Regions from separate parts of the Homo sapiens genome. Here region 2 is linked to region 1. The links are chromatin contacts, found by Hi-C or POLR2A ChIA-PET in ENCODE. All regions are on one chromosome and are shown on one strand. The core of a region is the stretch at or near the end of the contact, and the rest is flanking DNA. Distances in the headings are between cores, read along the strand shown.

Region 1 (5,306 bases), core at 1,932-4,431:
AACTGCTGCAGGCCAGCATTCCAAAGTGCATCCTAACCAGAACCTAGTTATCCAGGAGGAGAACATGTCCTCAGCACCCCAGTCCATCACACAACTGGCAGTAGAAATTATTTTTAAAGTCGGCTTTACATGCACGTCATATAAAACTCATGAGAAACAAAAATGCGCAGAGTGAAAAGCTTTGCTTCCAACTCTGTACTGCAGCCCCAGCCATAGGAACAACCAGCAGTTTCAGCCTTTTCCGACTAACCTGGGTCACCTGAAAACTATCACAATGTCCCCTGGCCTACCCTTTGAGAGTCCCTGGCAAAACCTCTGACCCAGGCTCTGTCCTCTTGGTGGCACTAGATGAAGATCTGAAAGGGCCTTAATCATGCAGTAGTCTTTGGGAAAGGTGTCAGGAAGGGGTATCAAATGCCCATCAGACAACACTACTAGTTTCAGGGAGACCAGGGAGGCAAGTGGTGAAGGGCAGGGAGAGTTGGCCTCTGACAAAGGTGGTAACAAGATCCTGAAGTAGAGAATCCACTGTAACTTTTTCTTTTTTCTTTTGAGACAGAGTCTCGCTCTGTTGCCCAGGCTGGAGTGCAGTGGCACGATCTCGCCCCCTGCAAGCTCCGCCTCCCAGGTTCATGCCATTCTCCTGCCTTAGTCTCCCGAGTAGCTGGGACTACAGGCACCCACCACTACGCCCGGCTAATTTTTTGTATTTTTAGTAGAGACGGGGTCTCACCGTGTTAGCCAGGATGGTCTCGATCTCCTGACCTCGTGATCCGCCCGCCTCAGCCTCCCAAAGTGCTGGGATTACAGGCGTGAGCCACCGTGCCCAGCCCCCACTGTAACTTTCAACTAGTGCCACACAGAAGACCAGTCCCCTTGGAAGCTAAAAACAGGATGTGGGGGCCAAGGCCAGACTGGGGAGGGCGTGGGCAGGATATCAAGCTTCACCACTGAACTTCTGACAAAGAACTGGTTTAAGACAAAGTCTCTGAAGTGGGATGACAAGGCAACTCATGTGAGCATTCTAAACTCATACATTTAAAAACAATTTATTATCAAGTATAAGCTCATGATTAAAAAAAAAATGCACCAAGTACACAAGAGTAGAACGTGACAAGGAACTTGAGCCGGCACTTCTGTGGGTCCTCCCTAAACCCAGCTGGTGTACTTATCTGATGTGCTAAAAATAGTGAGGTAATGAGAGCTTGGGACGAAGAACCAGGCAGATTGTTCTAGGATGAGGAAACCAGCACGTGCTGAGAGTTAGACAACAGGAAGTAAGAGGAGAATTAAGGTATGAGAAGGGAAGGTGGCTTGGGATGGAGGAAGATTCCAGAGCAGGAGTGGGTAGAAATGAGGATGCCTATGGCCCCAAAGAAGAGGAAACCTGACACAGGATAGGGTAGGAGTGTGAGGATGGGGTCAGGCAGCAGCTTCGATCCCAGCTCTTGGCCTGGGGTGTGACTCCAGTTCTCCTTAGCAGCTGCTACACTGACAAAGCAGAGGGGGCGATGCTGCCCTCTTCATAGGGTTATCATGAGGGATGTGTGACAAAAATATATTGAAGCACTGAAGCCTGTACACAGATATCCACAGCAGCTTTGTTTGCATAATAGTAAGCAAAAGCAGGAAACAACCCAAATGTCCTTCATGGGTGAATGAATAAGCAAACTGTGGAAAATCCGTTCCATGGAACACTACTTAGTGATGAAAAGGAATGAATTACTGATAAAACCTGGCTGGGTCTCAAGGGTATCAGATTGAATTTAAAAAGCCAATCTCAAAAAGTCACATATGGTATGATTCCATTTATACAACATTCACAAAGGGACAGAACTACAGAGACACACAACAGATCAGCAATTGTCACTGCTTAAGGCTGGAGGGAGGGCGCGATCTCTGAGAGGTAACACAAGAGAGTTGGTTGGTGGTAATGGAACGGCTCCGCATGCCAATTGTGGTGATGGCTACTTGATTTGACACGTGGTAAAATCTCACAGACCTACACATACCCATATATGTAGCCCAAGAATGAGTGTAAAAAAACTGATGAAGTCGGCTGGGCGTGATGGCTCACGTCTGTAATCCCAGCACTTTGGGAGGCTCAGGAGAGAAGATCACTTGAGGTCAGGAGTTTGAGACCAGCCTGGCCAACATGGTGAAACCCCATCTCCACTAAAAATATAAAATTAGCTGGGCATGGTGGCAGGCGCCTGTAGTCCCAGGTAGTCGGAGGCTGAGGCAAGAGAACTGCTTGAACTCGGAAGGCAGAAGTTGCAGTGAGCTGAGATCACACCACTGCACTCCAGCCTGGGCAACAAGAGTGAAACTCTGTCTCAAAAAAAAAAAAAAAACTGATGAAGTCCAAGCTAAGTCTCTAACTGAGGTGATTACACTGCCTCAACATTAATTTCTTGGTTTTGACAATGTTCTATGTAAGATACTATTATTGGGGAGAGCTGGGTAAAGGGCATGTGGGAACTCTCTATGCTATTCCACAACTTCCTGTGACTCCTATTTTAAAAATAAAAAGTTACATGAAAGGGGAAAAAAACACTAAAGCACTTTGCAGTGGGCACAGCACACTCTAAGAAATGTTGATGGGACTCAAGGATACATCAAGATAGGTCCTAAGGGCAGGCGCGTTGGCTCACGCCTGTAATCCCAACACTTTGGGAGGCCGAGGTGAGCAGATCGCTTGAGCCCAGGAGTTCAAGATAAGCCTGGGCAACATGGTGAAGTCCCATCTCTACAAAAAATACAAAATATTAGCCGGGCGCGGTGCTGTGAGCCTATAGTCCCAGCTACTTTGGAGGCTGTGGTGTGAGGATCACCTGAGCCCAGGATGTCCAGGCTGCAGTGAGCCGTGATTGTGCCACTGCACTCCAATGTGGCCCACAGAGCGAGACCCCGTCTCAAAAGACAGGTCCTGGAAAGAAGAGGGAGGTTCTTTGCCTCCCCTTTAGAGCAGCTTTGGTTCACCTATAACACCTGATCACAGCCCAGTTTCCCACCACAGCAGCCGTGTGGAGAGGACACAGAGTCTCCTTCACAGAAAGGAAGCCAGAAGATAATATGGCTGCAAGCCACACCCATGGTGACCAAGGGGCAAGGGCAGCACTAGAAGAGATGGTGCCCAGAGCTCGGGCAGACAGTGGAGTTGTGGTTGCTGGCACTCAGCCCTGCCTTGTAGCTGAGAACCCTCTGAAACACACTGTATCTATTTCAGCCACAAAACACAAACCTTTGGATGGAGTCTCAGGCCATCCCCACCCTCCTGCCCAGGGCTAGGAGGAGGAGGAGGGCCCAGCATCACTTAACCCTTCTGGGAGCTCAACGAAAATTGGAAGCCTTTTCTCTCCACATACAACAAAGATTTAAAAAACAAAAAAACCAGAGCGATTTGGAGCTTCTCCATGCTTTTCTTGATACCATCATAAGCACAGGAATAAAATGTGTTGTCGTTTGCAAGGAAAGCGGCAAATCCTCCAAGAAGTGTGGTACTCACTCTGTGGAGTTGCCGTAGACACGACAGCCATGCTGTGAGGGGCCATCCCCGAGGTCCCAGGAGGCGGCTGCCCTGAGAGAGACATTGGCTGTCCCATGGCACCAAGGCTACCCATCCCGCCCAGAGACTGTCCCGGGCCCCGAGGAGGCATGCCAATTCCAGCGGCTCCCGCAGCAGGTCCGCCAGTCAGGCTCTGGAGTGCATTCATAGGATCTGTGGGAACACAAGGGCAGAGCTTCTCAGGAAAGGGCCTACCAGACTGACCATGGCTCAAAGGGCGTAAGGCTCACAGAGCACAGATCTCGCCTACCTACAGGCTCAATCCCCTCACAGCCCCAAGCAGTAAGAGACTAGGCTCCTGGAGACTCCCAAATATGAATGGCTAGGACGCCAGGTGTGTTGGTCACTGCATGACCCATACCTCTAGCCTGGCCTGGACCAGAGTCCTAATGTTAAGGGACAAATGACCTCTCTGATGCCTGCAGATACACTAAAGATGGGCTGAGGCCTTGAGGGCAGGTGGCAACCCCTGCCTCTCCTGGCTGTCCAGCCCTCCTGCTGGGTGAGCGTACAAAGCACGATGGGCCCTTCTGAGCAAGCGGTAACACAGTGGCCAGGGGACGCTCTCCCAGGGAGGGCACAAGTCCACAGGCACACACAGCTCCACTCGTGCTGTTGCAGAGTCCAACTCAGCCTGGGCCCCTGTGTGCAGGGCCACCATGCCAGAACAGCTTAGGGGTGCAGAGGAGGGCTCCACAGAGCACTGAGGAGAAATGTCCCAAGCCCACCAGGTCAGCAGCTCAGTGAGCAATGCCACAACCAAGGACAAGGATGCCATTGTCACAACAGTGTGGACTTCACAGCAAACAGCTACCCACAGACAGGTATGTCCTGGCAGGACCGCCATGCCACACAACTGGGTGGTACCCAGGACCCCATGCTCCAATGCCAAGGGGCCCAGATGTTCTGGCCACATGCCCTTGCTGCCGCTCAGCCCCAGTTGGCCAAGAATCCCTGTCCTGGCTGAGAGGTGAGACCCACATGGGCAGAGACAGCTGGCATGTACAGCTCTACTGTCTAGGGCAGGGCAGACAGTGGCGTGCAGCCTGTGAGGTCAGTGCACTCCCTTCCCAATGGCAGAATGCAGTTGGCCAGCCTGGATCTGTTAAACCCCTTCCCTTGCAGCTTAGTCAGCAGAGACCAAGGCTGAATTGACAGAATTCCCCTCATGTGATAAACGCTGAAATTTAAAAATATGGATTTCTAAACTTTTTTTTTGAGATGGAGTCTCACTCAGTCATCCAGGTTGGAGTGCAGTGGCACGATCTCAACTCACTGCAACCTCAGCCTCCCAGGTTCAAGCGATTCTCATGCCTCAGCCTCCTGAGTAGTTGGGACTACAACGCATGCCACCACACCCGGCTATTTTTGTATTTTTAGTAGAGATGGGGTTTTACCATGTTGGCCAGGCTGGTCTTGAACTCCTGACCTCAACTGATCTGCCTGCCTCAGCCTCCCACAGTGTTGGGATTACAGGCATGAGCCACAGCACCCAGCCAGATTTCTAAATTTACAAAGAAACTTTGTAACTTAAAAAAGTGAATTCACAGCATTTTCTCAGAAATGCTACTACATATTATTACACTGAAAACAGCATAATAATTCTCTACCAGAGAGCTCAACACTTTTGGATAATGTCTTAATAGCTTTGTGAGTGTTTATCTTTTTGCTGGGCAAAGGCAGCATTTGTGTGAAACGGGATGGGGAGGATCATGCGACTTCACAGTCTGCAGGAAGA
Region 2 (4,793 bases), core at 2,294-4,793, 360 kb before region 1:
ATACCTAGGAAAATGAAAAACTAAATTAAAGCAACAGGCCTGAGGCAGAGGGCACAGAGAAGGAGAAACAAAGCTGAACGTGAGGGGTAGGGTCAGAGAAAGGCCCTATAATCTGTGAGGGGACTGGAACAACAGGTAGGATTTCAACAGATGGAGAGTGAGGTGTAGTTAAGGCAGTCAGTGAAGAGCCAACAGCTGGAGCAAAGGTGCAAAGGTACAAAGGTATGAGTAAGGAAGGATGGCTACCAGGGAATAAGTGAGCAGCCTAGTACAGCTGCAGTAAAGGAAGGACGAAAGAGGGCAAAGACAGAATTACATGCTTGTTCTCTAAGAAGATGCATGCATGTACGGAAAATCTGGAGGCGATTCTGTGGATAGAGAGAAGCGGCATACTTCTTTTCCTTCCTCTAGAAGGAGACTCAAGTCATTAACTTTTTCCTTTTTTTTTTTTGAGACAGAGTCTCACTCTGTCACCCGGGCTGTGCAGTGGCGCGATCTCGGCTCACTGCAACCTCCGCCTCCCGGGTTCGAGCGATTCTCCTGCCTCAGCCTCCCGAGTAGCTGGGATTACAGGCACCCACCACTACGCCCAGCTAATTTTTTGTATTTTTAGCAGAGACGGGGTTTCACCATGTTGGCCAAGATGGTCTTGAACTCCTGACCTCGTGATTCGCCCGGCTTGGCTTCCCAAAGTGCTGGGATTACTGGCGTGAGCTACCACACCCGCCCATTAACTTGCTTTTTGAAACAGCTGTATTATTAGTACTCATGACCTCAACATAAGCATATGCATGGCTTAATGAATGCCTGGTATTAATTATATAATTCACGCTCACAAACGAGAGGAAGAATTTATTCAGTCATATTACAAATCTCACTACAGTGGGTTCTAAGATTCTCAACTCCTTAAATTGGAATTATATTGTGCTCAAAGTTGACTGCAACTACCAGCATCTGCCAGGAACCGCAGGTTTCACCAATCAGATTCTTGGTGTCCTGGTCTTTGTTATACAGTATTTGATTTATAATCACTTTCTCCCCACTTTTAAAGTCCATTTAGTTCAGTAGTTAATCTTGTAGTCATTATACTGTCATGGCTTTTTTTTTTCTATCTCTATCCCACTATGCAAACAGTTGGTGTCCTCAATTATAATAGCTTTTAATGTTTAAAGTTTAGAGTAATACCCGGTCGACAAATCCATAAAGTCATAAACATCTAACCCTGGAAAAACTGTATCAACACCCAGTCCTTTTAAAATAGATGTTTAAGAAACGAACTGGCCAGTTTGTTACTTTAAAAATTCTAGGCAACTTTTCAACTCAAATTTGGGATAATTTAAATAAAAGAAACCTCTGATAAAATCAGTGTTACAGGGCAAACACAACAATAAAAGCAAATCTCTGCTAAAACGCTTAAGGCAAATTAAAGCAACTAATCAATTAAAATAACGTATTTCACTTGGAAAAGAGAATGCTTGGTCACTTTGCGTTAATTTTAAAATAAGAAATACAAAATCATTAGACTTAACACAAAAAGCATGTCTGAAATTGAACTAGGATACAACTAAGTGTCATTCAAAAATTTTCCTTAATAACATTCTAGCCTAATTCCACCTTGGAAATTAACCAGACTGATCTCTGGCCTACTAATGGTCCTCGGGGAGAAAATATGCAATAAATTTTCCAAAAAATATCCTCGCTGAAGCCAATGCACCTTCTCTTATCTTTGTAATTAACGTACTATAAAAGTGGTGGTGTCTGGCCTGCTTCAAACTTGGCACCACAGTATCAATATACAGTTCTGATATTTTGGTTAAAGGTTTTTTTGTTTCTAAACGCTAAAGCATTTTCATTTTTTTGACTGTTCCAAAGGCTGCAGTCCTGGAGTTCTTAACCTGGAGTTCAGAGATCTGGAGGGAGTACAAGCACCCGGGATGGTGTGCAAACTTGTGTGTACGTGCCTTTGGCGGGGAGGGGTGGGGGTGGGGGTGGGGGTGGGGTGGTGAGTGCTCGGCTATCTTCAGATTCTCAAAGAAGTCTATGGCTTAAAAACGGTTTTTGGCCGGGTGTGGTGGCTCACGCCTGTAATCCCAGCATTTTGGGAGACCGAGGCAGGCGGATCACGAGGGCAAGAGATCGAGACCATCCAGGCCAACATGGTGAAACACCGTCTCTACTAAAAATACAAAAATTAGCTGGGTGTGGTGGCGTGAGCCAGTAGTCCCAGCTACTCGGGAGGCTAAGGCAGGAGAATCGCTTGAACCCGGGAGGCGGAGGTTGCAGTGAGCCGAGATCGCACCACTGCACTCCAGCCTGGCGACACAGCGAGACTCCGTCTCAAAAAAAAAAAAAAAAAAGAGGTTTTTAGAAAAACCAACAAATCCCTGCATCAGTATTACACCCAGAGAAAGTCACGAAAGGCAAAAAGCGTGCATTTTAACTATGCAACCACCGTTAAACATTCAAAACGCATCCTCTTCACATTGAGAAACAGCCTCGTGAGAGGGAAAAAAAAAAAACGCATCCTCTTATCCAGTGACCCAGATCCTGACACTAGCTTTCTGTTAGGAAGGCCTTCTGGAAAATAATTTGGTTCAGAATGCGGGGAATATGGGTTCAAGCGCGCCCCACCCCCCTATACAAGCACTCTTCGACAGACCCGGTTCTCGACCTTCCTCCGCGGTCGGGGAGGGCTCTCGCGTACCTGGGCGCAGGCTCGATGAGGGTGGTGGTGTCCAGGTAGTGGATCTTGTAAAACTCCAGCAGGGCCGGCAAATGGTCAAATTCCTGGTCCCCGATCTTAAAACGGCGGTTGGGCAGCGAGTTGATGATGTAGTGGGAGACCCGCGAGTTCTCGGACACCGACAGCACATAGTCCCCAGGGCAGGTGGAAGAATCGCGGACGAGGAACATACCGTGGCGCTGGCCCTGGAGCCGGGTCTGCGCCTCCTGGCGAGACACCGGCCCCATATACCAGGCGGAGCGGTCCGAGGAGTCGAACCTGGCGGAGGACATGGTGTTGGACCGGGGACTCTGCGGCGGTAGGGGCGGCGGCTGTCCTCGCCTGCTCTGCACGCCTTAGCCCGGCAGACGGCTTTGGGGCCGAGGAAGGGCCTCTCGCACACCTCGAGGAGCGCTCAGAGGGCTGGGCCAGCACTTTCCTCTCGGCTCCGGGCCCGCAGCATCCTCCGACGCCGCCCGCCTGCTCCGGGGCCGCCACACGGAGAGAGCCGCCCGGGAATGCACGGCAGAGCCGGGGGGTCGGGGCAGGCAAACCCGAGCCGCAGCGGAGGCCACCCCGGGGTTCTCGGGCTGCTCGGCGTCCCAGGGGTGCCTCCAGTGACTCCCGGCCTGGAACGCGCCGGCGCCGCAGCTCGACGGGTCTTCACCGACCCCCGCCGTCACACGAGGCACCGAACTCGAAGGAGCGTCGCGCCTCCGGGGTGCTTTTGCCCAGCTTGTTCCCAATAGCCACAGCAACAAAATGGCGGACGCGGGAGAAGCGGCAGCCACCTCCCCCTCCGCTCAGCGCGCTCCGTCTGCGCACGCGCTGGGCCCCGGCTCCCGGCGGCCGCCGGGGCCCTCCCGTTACGTCACACAGCGCAGCCAATCAGGAGCACCGTCGCGACGATCAGGGTGGGCGCTGGTCGCGCCCGCTCCCGCGTTCCAGGAGGAGGCTGAAGAGGCGCCGGCGGTAGGCACTCTCTTCCTGGGCCGCTGCGCGCCGCTGGGGGCGCTGCGGCTGCCGGGTCTCCCAGCGCTGGCAGGAAAACAGCTGGAGCCGAGAGGGAACCGCGTTTCGAAAACCTGCTTCTGGGAACAAAGCGTAACGTGCAGGCTGAATCGCGGGCCAGGGAGGCGTGGCACTGAGGCGACCTGGCCAGCCTAGGGGCCTGAGGGAGGTCAAGGACTGACAGGTCCCGATGGGCCGAGGTGGCCCAGTAAAAGGATGAGCCCAGGGGCAGATGTGACCACCAGATAGGTGACTGACTGAATGACTCAGTCCCCAGGTGGCCTGATAGGCTAAGGAAGCCCTAGTGGCTACGTGACCCGCTAAATGGAGTGAGAGGAGAGAGAAGGTGAGGGTTAGATTGACTCAATTAAGTGGTCAAGGAAGTCCACAAGTGGGTAACCTGGCTATCATGGGCTCTGAACTGCTGAAAGTAAAATACAAATGCCTCTCGGGCGTGGCCCCGAGGCTTCCCCTGCCCCGGATTATGCCTGCTTCTGCCTATTTATTAATCCCTATTTGTTTTTGTTTGTTTTCTTTCTTTCTTTCTTTCTTTCTTTCTTTCTTTCTTTCTTTCTTTCTTTTCTTTTTTCTTTTCTTTTCTTTCTCTCTCTCTCTCTCTTCCTTTCCTTTCCCTTTCCCTTTCCTTTCCCTTTCCCTTTCCTTTCCTTCTTTCGACGGAGTCTCGCTCTGTCACCAGGTTGGAGTGCAGGGGCGCGATCTCGGCTCACTGCAACCTCCGCCTCCCGGGTTCAAGCGATTCTCCTGCCTCAGCCTCCCGAGTAGCTGGGATTACAGCTGTCCGCCGCCATGCCCTGCTAATTTTTGTATTTTTAGTAGAAACGGGGTTTCACCATGTTGGCCAGGCTGGTCTCAAACTCCTGACCTCAGGTGATCTGCCTGCCTCAGCTTCCCAAAGTGCTAGGATTACAGGCGTGAGCCACCGTGCCCAGCCTGTTTGTTTTATTTTGTTTGTTTTTGAGACAGGTTCTCCTTCTGTCACCCAGGCTGGAGTGCAGTGGAACTATCATGGCTCACTGCAGCCTTGATTTCCCCATCTCAA

What was found. Hi-C counts contacts between places; a loop is a spot of excess contacts on that map. ChIA-PET counts read pairs that join two places held with the same protein, here RNA polymerase II (POLR2A). Pooled maps may share reads with other maps.
Region 2: a loop to region 1 is called in a pooled map, with 2.6 times the contacts of the local background. The contact joins the promoter of CRKL here to the enhancer-like site in region 1. A Hi-C loop is called at or near these places in 4 of 50 pooled maps. POLR2A ChIA-PET finds 5 or more read pairs at or near these places in 2 of 52 experiments (CD4-positive, alpha-beta T cell and activated CD4-positive, alpha-beta T cell).

What each region holds. Positions count from the first base shown.
Region 1 is chr22:20,553,351-20,558,656 of GRCh38, reverse strand. It overlaps MED15 (mediator complex subunit 15), which reads right to left. Exons shown (of 18, transcript NM_001003891.3): 5 at 3,509-3,721. Among named protein-coding and RNA genes, the nearest start is that of MED15, 48 kb to the right of the region's middle. RefSeq lists an enhancer at 4,345-4,514. Within about 2 kb of position 3,181, at least 4 of the 41 ENCODE cell types and tissues checked have a DNase peak (open chromatin) inside an H3K27ac peak, as active enhancers do.
Region 2 is chr22:20,916,157-20,920,949 of GRCh38, reverse strand. It overlaps CRKL (CRK like proto-oncogene, adaptor protein), which reads right to left and starts at 3,543. Exons shown (of 3, transcript NM_005207.4): 1 at 2,705-3,543. The coding sequence starts at 3,015. RefSeq lists an enhancer at 2,827-2,886 and a silencer at 3,177-3,626.